3 separate regions of the Homo sapiens genome follow, and regions 2 and 3 are each linked to region 1. A link is a contact called in ENCODE Hi-C or POLR2A ChIA-PET data. All regions are on one chromosome and are shown on one strand. Each heading gives the region's core, a stretch centred on a gene start or an enhancer-like site at or near the end of the contact. The rest is flanking DNA. Distances are from core to core; before and after follow the strand shown. Region 1 holds the start of HEMK1 (HemK methyltransferase 1, mitochondrial release factors N(5)-glutamine). Region 2 holds the start of DUSP7 (dual specificity phosphatase 7). Region 3 holds the start of PARP3 (poly(ADP-ribose) polymerase family member 3).

Region 1 (4,447 bases), core at 1,062-3,561:
CATCCTTCAGGTCTGATCCATGGGTGCTCACCTCTGCAATCGACGGCTACTCAGCTCCCGGATACACTGTAGTTGCTGAGAGGTCAAGGGCTGGGTCCAAAGTGCCGGCCTCAGGCTCTGAAACTGTCCCCACAGAGAATATAAGTGGCTGGCTCACTGGGCCCAAGGCCCCCAACCCAGGTGTCTTATGTGGATAATGCCTGCCCAGCACTGGTCTGGAGGCCCAACCCTCTCATCATCTGGGCCCAGAGGGGGCAGCATCCTGCCTAAGGTTACACAGCTAACACCAGGCTTCCAGGTGTCTATCCCAGAACACTTAGGCAGAGATATATTCATTCATCCAACAAACTGTTACAGTGTGTGCCAGGCGCTAAGACGTTCCTTCAGAAAAATCCCATCAGTCTCAGCTAAGCACTCTTAGTGAACAGAAAACCTGGATATCCCTTCCCCAAGTCCTCCCTCCTCCCTCTTCCTGTCCTCTTGACAACACTAAACTTAACTGTTTTGGCTCCAAGGACATGAGCCACGATGTACTCACTGGATTCCCGGGCCTCAGGGATACCCCTCTTCTCAAAGACCCCAGTCCAGTGGCTGACCAGTTCTATGGCACTGGATAACCCAGCCAGAGGTGGTTGGGGTTGCCATGAGCTGAAGGCCCAGCCCCGGGTACTTCCCCTCCTCCCTGGGCCAGACAGGAGGGCCCACAGCATTCGGCCCCAAAGCTCCATGTCTCAGGGAAAGGTTCTCCAGAGTGCTTCCAGGTTCCCAAGTCTGCTTTATGATGTCAGCTGCTGAGGTGAGTGCTGAGAGTGGCCCCTGGACCCAGCTGGGTGGAGATGGAGAGGTCACAAGCTCTGGTGCCCCAAAATGGCTCTGGTCCTCAGATATAGTTGGTTGCCACCCTGGGAGTGAGAGGAACCAGGAAAGCAGGTGAGCCTTGTATGACACCCCCCCTTCTACCAATACATTGCCTGAGAATAGTTGTGCTCTTGCTCTGACACCCCCTTGACTCCATTTAGAGCCTTACCCACCTATTTGATCATTCTTGTCTTGGCCACTTACGTTTTCTTCACATTTTTAGCTGGAGTGGGCTGAGCCCATAGCTCAGTCTCTGCTAATAAACGGGTTGGTGGTAGGTTAGGGCACATATGTGGGGACAGGACAGATCTGTGTCTAACCTAGCGTGTGTGATCTTGAGCAAGTCATTATTTCTGATTTTCACTTTCTTAATCCATAAGATGGGGGAAAATCACACCAAACCCATGGCAAGCAATGCATTAGTCTATGAATATCCAAGGCCTGGGAGGCAGCTCAACACACAGCAGGGACCAGATGTTACATGATCTTAACTGATGTTACAAGAGGCAGATGATTGCCTTTAATTGGGAGCTTTGAATCTGACATTGTGTGTGTACTGTCATGGATGTACATGCTGAAAATTTCCTCCTAATTTAACCTATAATCCGGGACATCAGCGTAAACCACCAACTAAAAAATTTACAATTGTATATTTAAAGAGGTCACAAGCAAGTTTAACTGAAGGTTTAAAATCAGCGGTCCCCTTTGCTTCCAGATAAAAGTCCAAACTAGCGTTTATTAAGCACCTGCTAAGTGCCACATCTTCAGATACAAGTAGGGTCAGAGAAGGGAAGCGACTTGCCCAGCGTCACTCAGGTAGAAACTGTCCCAGGCAAGCTGGGCACGGTGGCTCACGCCTGTAATCCCAGCACTCTGGGAGGCCGAGGTGGGCGGATCACGAGGTCAGGAGTTCGAGACCAGCCTGGCCAGCATGGTGAAACCCTGTCTCTACTAAAAATACAAAAAATTGGCCGGGCATACTGACGCGCACCTGTAGTCCCAGCTACTTGGGAGGCTGAGGCAGGAGAACTGCTTGAACCCAGTTCAAGCAGGCGGAAGTTGCAGCGAGCCGCGGTCATGCCACTGCACTCCAGCCTGGGTGCCAGAGAGAGACTCCGTCTCAAAAAAAAGAAAAAAAAGACTGTCCCAGGCAAGACACGAACCCGAGTCCACCAGACTCCAGAAGCGGCTCTTGCACCAGTGCGCCGTCCCAGGAGCCAAGGCCCGAAGTCAGAAGTGTAAACTCCCTCACAGCTACGCACCGCATTGTTAACGACCCAGATGAGGCCCCCTCTCTCCAACCCTGTTTCCCCATCTGCACTATGGAGAATGGTACCGGCCAGGTCTCCAGGCGGTTGCAGTCGAAACACCCCGTTCCGATCCCCACCTCCCATGCATACCTGCCTGAAAGGCTGCCCCACCCACCCACCAGCCGGAGAAGCTGCCCCGAACTGGACGCCCGGACGTGCGTGGCCCGTCGCGCGCTCCCTCGGACGCCCCGCTTCCGGGGTCGGCGCCTTTAAGAAAAGGCTCGGGCGGACGCCGTAGCCCAGCTTCAGTGTTCCTATCGCTGGTGGGTTCCTCCCAGGAGACCCCTGCGGATGGGTGGGGAGGCTGTGAATTCCACTCCCTCTACGCTCGCAGGCCTGCATACAGGAAAGTGCGGGGATGTGTGTGGGGTTGACCCTTGGGGGCCCGGACCTGCCGGTCTTCCTTAAAATCACAGCAGGGATTTGGCTCCAGCCCAAGGGGATTGCTCCGAGCTGGCGTTTAGGAACCAGGCCGGGAGGTGTGTGGGCGGAGCCCAGTAGCCTGCCGGAAAGGGGGCGTGTCACCAGAGGGCCCGGGTGTTCCGGCGGGGACCAGATGTCCGGGGGCGTGGTCTATCTTAGCCTGGGGGCCGGGTGGAGCTGTGCATGGGCGGGTTCCAGTGTTGAAGGCTGGTCCAACTTTGGGGTCCAGTCCCAGTGTCGTGACCCTACCGAGGTCAGTGGCCCGAGCCCACCAGGGGGTCGGCCGACTGGCGGCCAGACCCCAGGGGCCGCTCTTTTACCGATTCGAATCTTGACTCTATTGGCAACTCCTCCAGGTGTTGGGACCTCTGGACCTCAGTTGCGCCTTCTATAAAATACTCGGCAGCGTCTCGCAAAGTGTGTCTTGTCAACATCTCCCCACCAGAAAGTACTGTTAACTAGAACACTGTTAACTACTTTTTTTTTCTTTTTTTCTTTTTTTTTTTTTTTTTTTTTGAGACGGAGTTTTGCTCTTGTTGCGCAGGCTGAAGTACAATGGCGCGATCTCTGCTCACTGCAACCTCGGCCTCCGGGTTCAAGCCATTCTCCTGCCTCAGCCTCCCAAGTAGCTGGGATTACAGGCGTGAGCCAACACGACCGGCTAATTCTGTATTTTTAATAGAGACAGGGTTTCACCATGTTGGTCAGGCTGGTCTCGAACTCCTGACTTCAGGTGATCCATCGCCTCGGCCTCTCAAAGTGCTGGGATTACAGGAGTGAGCCACCACGCCCGGCCTTAAACTGCTATTAAACATGCTGTTTCCCTGCCTCCTTCCCAGACCGGGAGACACAGGGGCGTTTGCATTTGTACCAGGCTACCCGGTGACTCCCATAAACTACTTTGAAAACCGGCGGATCAGGAGTATCTGAGGGCTCCTTCCCTGAGCTGATCATGCCGTGGATGGAAGCTATTGTGAGGGTATATGTAGACTTGCCTGGGTCGGGGTGCCCAATAATAAATCCACCCCACTCTCAACTTCTGTAGACGAAGATTCCCCATCTTCGTCTAGAACCCTCACACCAGAGGACCCGTCTGAGTAGAAAGCCAAGGTTCAGGAAGGGAAAAGCAGTTTCTTCAAGGTCACAAAGTCAGCCAGAGTTCAGTGCAGGCCCAAGGACTCCCAGTCCAGTGCTCTCCCCAAGTCTCCTCTGTACATCCATCCGCGTTTTGGGGGCTTGAGTCTGTCCTGGCACGGGTAGCTGGCAGGGGTCCCGAGTTCTGGCCCGGAAGGGCCTGGCCACCCACTGTCCTCCGCCCAACTTCGGCGCAGGCCACGGGGTGAGGGTAGTCTCTAAAAACTGCGACCAGGTTCTAGGCTCCCTCTGGGGGTGGAGCCAGACCCGAGCGACAAGCGAACGGTCCAATTCTGGGCGGGCTCTAGGCCCGACAGCCAATCGGAGGCCGGGGGCGCGGAGCGTGCAGGGAGGCAAGGCGCTGTAGCTTCGGGGATCCCCCGAGGCTGCTCGGCCCGGCCCCACCTCCGCCGTGGGTCCCGGCCCTACCCACCCTAGCTCAGGCCGGCAGAGCCAGCGCTCGCGGATGCGGCTGGTGCGCAGTAGCGGGCCTGGCCAGCGGCTCGGGGCTTGCAGGGAGGGCGGATCTCGGGTCGGACCCGCAGCCCCAGACGCCGGGCTTGGGGGTTCCCCCCGCCCCGGCCTCCTGCCAGTCACTACCACCCCTAGCCTCTCCAACTGAGCTCGGCGCCGGGAGAGGATTAAGTAAGTGCTGAGGTCACTGCTCCTGTGCAAGAAGGGAGGCATCACAGGGTCGCGGAGGCGGGCATGGGGATTGGGGC
Region 2 (4,447 bases), core at 533-3,032, 1.5 Mb before region 1:
CTCACCCTCCCCTGGGAGTTTGCTCAGGCCTCTTTTTTGAGTGCTGCCTCCATCCCTGACAAGCAGCATCCAGCCTGCCAGCCGAGAGGCCTGTCCTCAGACCACGTCCTCCCAGCCGGATGGATTCATAGACGGATTGGGCTCAGTCCACACTAGCACTCTCCTACACTGGGAGACCCAAGGCCCAGAGGGAAGAACCATACTAAGGTCACAGGACACACCTGCAAGTGGCAGGACAGAATCTGGGTCTTGGCATCTTGGGCCCTGGAAGCTCTTTCCACAGGCCCAGGACCCCCAGGACAACCTTGGGCGGAGAGTTGCTTCTCCTTTCACACTCTGAGAATGTGACTGTGGGAGAGACCCCTGCTCCTTTGGGATACAGCCCTGTGGCCCAGGATGAAACTCTTCCGAAAGACTATCCCTCGCTTGAAAGACAGGCGGGGACTGCTCCTGAGTCACCCCTTTTCGTGCCTTCTGGTCAGAGGTTAGCGGAAAGCTCAAATCCTCGGGGTTCCAGAGGCCGTCCCTCAAGCACCACCGCTCCCCCAGTCAGGGATGGGGGCAAGGTGTCTCAGAGCCGACCAGCCTCGGGCGGAGTCGGGGGGTTAAGCCCCAAGGAGGGGCACCCCGCCAGGCAAAAGAATGGACCAGATAGACGGCAGGGTCCAGCCTCAAGCTGCCACCCTGGCTCCGTAGGGAAAGCACTGCAGGTCCTACGCAAGCGCGCCGCCTGCGTCTAGCCGCTTTGTTCTAGCGCTACCTGCGGGTCCATTCACCTCCGCTGCCCCGCCTGCCTGCAAATCGACACACAGGGCGGGCGGAGGCCCCGCCCACTTCCCCGCCCTGGGTGGAAACCGCGGCGGGCCCCGCCTCCCTCCGCCACCGCCTCTTTCGGCCAGGATTGGCCATCTGCATGGCAGGCGCCCGCCTACCGCGGAAGTTGATTGGTCCGTTGAGAGGGAGGCAGGGGAAGGAAAGCTGATTATAAAGGAGCATTCCCCTCCCACCGGCCCCGTGGAAAAAGTCACGTGGCGCTTCACTGGGCGCCTGTCACCACCCCGCTTGTAAAGCTTTCTTAAAGGGCTCGCGATCCCTTCCCAAAGCTGGTCCTTTCTAGGATTTCTCCACACCTGCCCACGGAAGGTGGCACGGCCCTGAGTCTTCCTACCCCGCCAGTTGCCCAGGTCCTGATTTCCCATCAGGCCTGCTGGCGTGAGACGCTCTCCCTCAGGTCTGGAGCCTGTGACCGTCAGGGGAACGATGAGGTCCTCTGAAACGGTGACCGCCTAGCACAGTGCCTGGCACGTAGTAGGCGTTCAGTTCTCATTTGTTGAATGAACTCGATGACAGAAAAAATGAATGGGATGACAGGCGGGAGGAGGAGAGGTTGCTCAGCTTGACCATCCCCCCCACCACGCCCCGTCCCAGGAAAACTATGCTGTTGTGAATGTGGGGTGGGGGTGCCAGGCATAGGACGCCCCCAGGGCCTCTCTTCCCGCAGTGTCCAGAAGAGCTTGGGAGCACGCGCAGAGTGAACCCATGAGGGCGTCTAGGCCGGGGTCCCTAGGCGGATCGTAGTCAGCTCCGAGCTAGTCCAGGGGGCAACGGTGCGGAGGCGGTGGGGGAGGGCCCCGCCGCTGGTCTCCCGGGCTCGGGTCGCGAGCGCGCCCGCATACCCCGTGGGGAGGGGCGGTGGAGGCGCTGCGCCTTTAAGCCCGGGCGCCGGCCCCCGCGGCCCCGCCCCCCGGAGAACGCCTCGGCGCGCGGCCGCCGGAGCCGCCGTTTAATTGGGGCTGTCAGGCCGCGGTGCGCGCGGAGGGCCGGGCGGGCGGGCGGGACGGAGGCCGGGAGGCCGGGAGGCCGGGGCGGCGGGCGCGCAGCTCGGCGGGAGGCGGGCGCCCGGAGACGCGGCTGGGGCCCGCGCGGCCGGGGCGCCGTCCCAGGGCAGGGCTGCCCGGCCCCGGCCCCGGGCCGCCCGCGCTCCCCATGAAAAACCAGCTCCGCGGCCCCCCAGCGCGGGCGCACATGTCGACTTCGGGGGCGGCGGCGGCTGGGGGCACCCGGGCGGGGTCCGAGCCCGGTGCGGGGTCGGGGTCCGGCGCAGGCACCGGGGCGGGCGCGGCGACGGGGGCAGGGGCCATGCCCTGCAAGAGCGCCGAGTGGCTGCAGGAGGAGCTGGAGGCGCGCGGCGGCGCGTCCTTGCTGCTGCTCGACTGCCGGCCGCACGAGCTCTTCGAGTCGTCGCACATCGAGACGGCCATCAACCTGGCCATCCCGGGCCTCATGTTGCGCCGCCTGCGCAAGGGCAACCTGCCCATCCGCTCCATCATCCCCAACCACGCCGACAAGGAGCGCTTCGCCACGCGCTGCAAGGCGGCCACCGTGCTGCTCTACGACGAGGCCACGGCCGAGTGGCAGCCCGAGCCCGGCGCTCCCGCCTCCGTGCTCGGCCTGCTCCTACAGAAGCTGCGCGACGACGGCTGCCAGGCCTACTACCTCCAAGGTGAGGGCGGCACCGAGACGCCTTACGGGATCGGGGCCCCCCCGCGACTCCCTGACGCCCCCCTTGGAGGCGCTTTCCTCTCCACGCGCTCGGCCTGCCCCTCTGGGCGCCACGTCGTCCCCGGCCCGCATCCGCCCTCCTGGAGCCGGGTCCCCACTGTGTGGTTTGGCAGGCGCGGGGCTCCCTCTGCGCCCCCTTTCTCGGCACGATTCGAGTGGGTGGAACAAACTTTCCCCTGCCTGGGGTTTCCTTTTTTTTCCTGTTGATGGGGCGACAGTAGTGCCTGGGCTCCAGTGGAGCCCCTCAGAGGTGGAAGGCGCCGCCTCCCAGAACCCTAAAAGCGGCAGGGCGCCCAAGTCCAGCCTAGAATTCGTGTTTCTGGAAGGCCAGGATCAGGAAGGGCACCTTTCATAGCACCATCCTCACCTCCAGCGCATGGAGACCATTTGGGTTGGGGTCTCCTGGATCCGGGAATTGCTTCTTCCACCGGAGAATTGCCGCCTCTAGGAGGCGCTTGGGGCAGGGTATGGGCAGGCTCCATTGCCCTGGCCCGGGTCTCTCGGGACCCCCAGGTCCCTAGCCTGCTGCCCCGGAGCTTGCAGAAGGGAGAGGTAGCACCGGGGGGCGAGTGGCTGAGGCCGGTGTTTCCAATTAACATTCCAAAATGGCCTCTTGCTGGCAGCGGGGCGGGCGGGAGGGGAGGGGAGGCCTGCGGCACCCTCGGGCGCAGGGCCCATGCCTCGCTGCAAGGGGCTCCCCATTTCTCCTGTCCCTGTATCGCCCCAGTGGCCCTCCCCCGCTGCAGGTCCAAGGCTGGGGGTGGGGCTTGTGTTCTAAGGGAGGGTTCTAGAGAAGTGGAGCCAGGACCCCCTTCAAAAACCTGCCCCTGCTGGGGGAAGGGGCCAGCCAGTACCTTCCCACTACCCTCCCCAGCTGTAGTTTCGGGGCTGGGCAACCACTAGACTCCCGTTCAGGAAGCCCAGGACCTCTCTGCCTCTAACTGAGCCAGATGTGGCTCTGGCACCTGTGGTCTCATCTATAAGAGGAGTTTGCCAACCCAGAGGTGCTGGCTAAGATGGGGTTGTCTGCTTTTCTTTACCACTTAGCTGTTACTGAACACCCATGGGTGCTAGGTGTGCGTGGGAGCTGCAGAAGAGGAATTAGCTGGGGCCTGTCCTCAAGTGCCCTAAAGCTGGTGCCATGGCTGGGGGCCCCGAAGTGTTATGGGTACCAGTTTGGAGTCCAGGCACGTCACTTCACCTTCTGGGGCCTCAGTTTCCTTATCTGTGAAGTGGTCATGGTTTAGATGGAGAGAACACGAGAGAGGGCACACGTGTAACATGCTTGGCATGGCCCATGCTGACCGTGGGTGCTGTGGTGTTTGGCGTGCAGAGTCCTGGCCATCTCTGGTCTTGTGCAGCCCATCTGGGCTCTCACCAGCCTCTCACCCAGGCCCTGTCTCACCCTGGACACAGGTGGTTTCAACAAGTTTCAAACAGAGTACTCTGAGCACTGCGAGACCAACGTGGACAGCTCTTCCTCGCCGAGCAGCTCGCCACCCACCTCAGTGCTGGGCCTGGGGGGCCTGCGCATCAGCTCTGACTGCTCCGACGGCGAGTCGGACCGAGAGCTGCCCAGCAGTGCCACCGAGTCAGACGGCAGCCCTGTGCCATCCAGCCAACCAGCCTTCCCTGTCCAGATCCTGCCCTACCTCTACCTCGGCTGCGCCAAGGACTCCACCAACCTGGACGTGCTCGGCAAGTATGGCATCAAGTATATCCTCAATGTCACACCCAACCTACCCAACGCCTTCGAGCACGGCGGCGAGTTCACCTACAAGCAGATCCCCATCTCTGACCACTGGAGCCAGAACCTCTCCCAGTTCTTCCCTGAGGCCATCAGCTTCATTGGTAGGTGCTGTGTGCTGGGCAGGGGGGTGTGGGT
Region 3 (2,862 bases), core at 363-2,862, 1.4 Mb before region 1:
ACCCTGTCTTGGAAGCTTGGGGGGGTCACTGCTCTTCCCTAGGGGATGCGGTGTGAGAGGACATGGCTAAACCCTGACATGGAGGTATGGGGGGTGCTGGGGGGGACACAGCTGGGCCCTGGATGGGGGAATCTGAGAGGGACATGGCTCTGCCCTGAGGGGACATGGGCAAGCGCCCAGGAGACTGATGTAGTCACAGCCTTTCCCTAAGTGCGGTGGGAGGAGGCCTGCATGGGGTCTGAAGGGCAGATGTGACCCGCCTGGACCTGACGGGACACAGCCCTGATGTCTGGGGTCAGGAGAACATGGCCTTGCTCTGGCGCTTACCTGGGGGCCTTGGGCTCCAAAACCAGAACAGAGTCCTAAGGGGGTGGCCTGGGTGTGTTTGTGCTTATCAGTGGGCAGGCTCTGGGCCTGACTGGGGACTGCAGCTCACCTGGGTCCCGGGGTTGCTGCTGAGTGGACATGTTGGATCCACGCGGATTATGCGCTTCTCTGCGGGTATGGCCTTGAGGGCCTCAGCGGTGGAGCGGAAGGGGTCCTCCTCCCTTCCTGCCTGCCGGCCCTTCTTCTTCTCAGGGCCCTCAGTCTGTACCCAGGGCTTCGGCTTTGGAGCCATGGCTGTCCTGGGGCACAGAGAGGCCCTTAGGCCTCCATGGTCTCCTCATCCCCAACGACCCACTCTCAGTCCCCACCCCTGCCCTGGGCCAGCACAGCACCAACTTGCCCCACCCCGGGTTGGCCCTTCGGTGGCCTCCCACTGCATCCTGTGTCCACTCTGACGGCATTCCCAGCCCCAGACCACACCCAGCTCTTTGTCACTCAGAAACACCCCTTTCCCCAGTCCCAAGTGCAAGGTTAGGACTCTGTCCAGTCTGCCCACTCTGGTCAACAGGGTCTGCCTGGCTCCCTACCCTCTGCAGCTCACCTGTGTGTCCTGAGGGGTAGGGAAAGTGAAAGGAGGCTCTCTCTCTTCCACTTCGGGGCTCCTCCCCCTGTGTCAGCTAGTTCAGCCCTGGCATGGTTGCCGGGCCGAGTCACCGAGCTATGGGGGAGGGTGGGCAGAGGATCCTGGGGGCAGGATTCTTGGGGCCAGATTATCCTCCCGGAGCTTAGAACCCAGAGCTGTAGAAGCCCTTCCCAATGGACTCAAGAGTTCTGAGGAGCCAGAACTCCGGATCAGTGGCCTTGAACTGATAGAGGGCAAAGGCCAGTCCCACCAGGCCTTGCCCTGCCCTGCCGTGGGCAGGACCATAGGACACTCACCCAAGAAAAGCAGGGACATGGGAGAGGTCCTGGCTGCCACCCGGCCTGGTTGTGTGCGCCTCCCAGGGCAGTCCCAGGTCTAGCAACTCTCCATGAGCCTCAGGCGTGAATTAGGGAGAGAATTCCCAACAATCGCCAGAGGCCGGGGATGAGCTTGTGTGGGGGATTAGACATCGGCTATTTGGCCACCAGTGGGGTGAAGCAGAGGCTGGGGCAGGCCGAGTCAGGCGACCAGTCCCACGGACGGGTGGACACTCGATCTGGCATATCCAAGGCCGGGGCAGTCGCGTCCGTAGCGCTGCTCATGTGGCCGGGGCCTGCAGCACGCATCTGCCGGTCGCGCGGTGACCTTGGGCCCGGATACAGACGCAGCCTCCCTCTCCCCGGGGCTGCTTGGATCCCCGTTGGGTCTAGCGCCGGGCTGCCCATGGAGGGGAGGAGTCACGTTCCAGAACGCGAAAGGGCGCCGCGTCTCTGGCGCCCCCCAGCGGCCAAGGGGCGCAAACACAGAGAAGGCTCTTGCTCCGACTTCGAAGTGGGCCAGCAGCAGAGCGCAAGCGCCACAGCATCAGGCCGGAAGCGCCGTGGAGATGCGGGCTTCCTACTCGAGCCTGGTGCGGGAGCCTAGGAACTTCAGGAGGCGGGGCTACAAGCGTGCATCCTATGGGTGCCTGGGGGCGTGGCAGAGCCTGCAGAAGGACCCAATGGAGCAGTAGGAGGCGGGGCCCGGCGGGCGGTGGAAGCCTATCAATACGCGGGGTCTTGCCAGGCGGCTGGGGAGCTGGGAGGGTTCAGCTGCCACGTGAGTTCTGCGGCCGCTGCTACACGCCTGGTGGGCAGCATGTCGGCAACAGCGGCTGCTCGTAAGCGGGGAAAGCCGGCCTCTGGGGCCGGGGCTGGCGCGGGGGCCGGCAAGCGGCGGCGAAAGGTGAGCATGGCGCTTCTGAGGGCCGCGGTCAGCCCTGCTACTGGGACAACCGTCATCCCATCCAGGGGACCTGGGTCCCGGCCCTTCCCCAGCCCTTCGCCCTGGACCCCTGCTGGAGTCAGCTTCGTCCCTCTCTCCGCGGGCCAAATCCTAGAAAGCCGTTCGCTTAACCCGGGAACCACCGCCTTCCCCATTCCTGGGGTTCTGAGGGAACCGAGGGGGGGGGGCCCTTGGTCAATGCCAGGGTGGTCTGGACCCCTGACCAAAGAAAAGACCGTATAATTCCCAGGCCGACTCTGCGGGGGACAGGGGCAAATCCAAGGGTGGCGGCAAGATGAATGAGGAGATCTCCAGCGACTCTGAGAGCGAGAGGTGAGCTATTCTTTTCCACATAGTGGGAGGGAAAACTGAGTCCCATGGTGCACGGAAGACTGAGTGAGTCCGAACAGAACTGAGCCTAGAATCCAAGACTCTGTCCCTTGGCTCTGAGATCGTGGCTGTTTCCTTTAGTTTCTGGTCCTGCAAAGTCTTGTTTCTGCGAGGTCTCTGGGTGGGAAGGACCCTGGGCCCCAATCCGAGGCCATTGAGACCTCCTTAGGTTTTGGCAGGGACTGGACTGATTGAGAAATTGCAGGAAAACAGAACAAAGCTGTCAAGTATTTCTTGCA

The links. Hi-C counts contacts between places; a loop is a spot of excess contacts on that map. ChIA-PET counts read pairs that join two places held with the same protein, here RNA polymerase II (POLR2A). Pooled maps may share reads with other maps.
Region 2: a map of CD8-positive, alpha-beta T cell shows a loop between it and region 1 (29-fold over the local background). The contact joins the promoter of DUSP7 here to the promoter of HEMK1 in region 1. A Hi-C loop is called at or near these places in 2 of 168 maps with a recorded cell type or tissue (CD8-positive, alpha-beta T cell and naive thymus-derived CD4-positive, alpha-beta T cell), 1 of 37 single-sample maps with no recorded cell type and 13 of 50 pooled maps. POLR2A ChIA-PET finds 5 or more read pairs at or near these places in 1 of 52 experiments (activated CD4-positive, alpha-beta T cell).
Region 3: a loop to region 1 is called in a map with no recorded cell type, with 27 times the contacts of the local background. The contact joins the promoter of PARP3 here to the promoter of HEMK1 in region 1. A Hi-C loop is called at or near these places in 5 of 37 single-sample maps with no recorded cell type and 12 of 50 pooled maps. POLR2A ChIA-PET finds 5 or more read pairs at or near these places in 2 of 52 experiments (HepG2 and IMR-90).

The regions. Positions count from the first base shown.
Region 1 is chr3:50,567,386-50,571,832 of GRCh38, reverse strand. It overlaps HEMK1 (HemK methyltransferase 1, mitochondrial release factors N(5)-glutamine), which reads right to left and starts at 2,311. Exons shown (of 11, transcript NM_016173.5): 1 at 2,259-2,311; 2 at 501-902; 3 at 32-123. The coding sequence starts at 728. It overlaps C3orf18 (chromosome 3 open reading frame 18), which reads left to right and starts at 4,086. Exons shown (of 6, transcript NM_016210.5): 1 at 4,086-4,370. RefSeq lists an enhancer at 2,387-2,506 and a silencer at 3,945-4,447.
Region 2 is chr3:52,053,906-52,058,352 of GRCh38, reverse strand. DUSP7 (dual specificity phosphatase 7) reads left to right here and starts at 1,782. Exons shown (of 3, transcript NM_001947.4): 1 at 1,782-2,503; 2 at 3,979-4,413. The coding sequence starts at 1,987. RefSeq lists silencers at 722-1,081, 1,482-1,861, 2,062-2,121, 2,442-2,491, 3,202-3,271.
Region 3 is chr3:51,941,113-51,943,974 of GRCh38, reverse strand. It overlaps PARP3 (poly(ADP-ribose) polymerase family member 3), which reads right to left and starts at 1,612. Exons shown (of 11, transcript NM_001003931.4): 1 at 1,267-1,612; 2 at 437-621. The coding sequence starts at 619. RRP9 (ribosomal RNA processing 9, U3 small nucleolar RNA binding protein) reads left to right here and starts at 2,071. Exons shown (of 15, transcript NM_004704.5): 1 at 2,071-2,194; 2 at 2,484-2,566. The coding sequence starts at 2,108. RefSeq lists enhancers at 1,607-1,936, 2,061-2,709.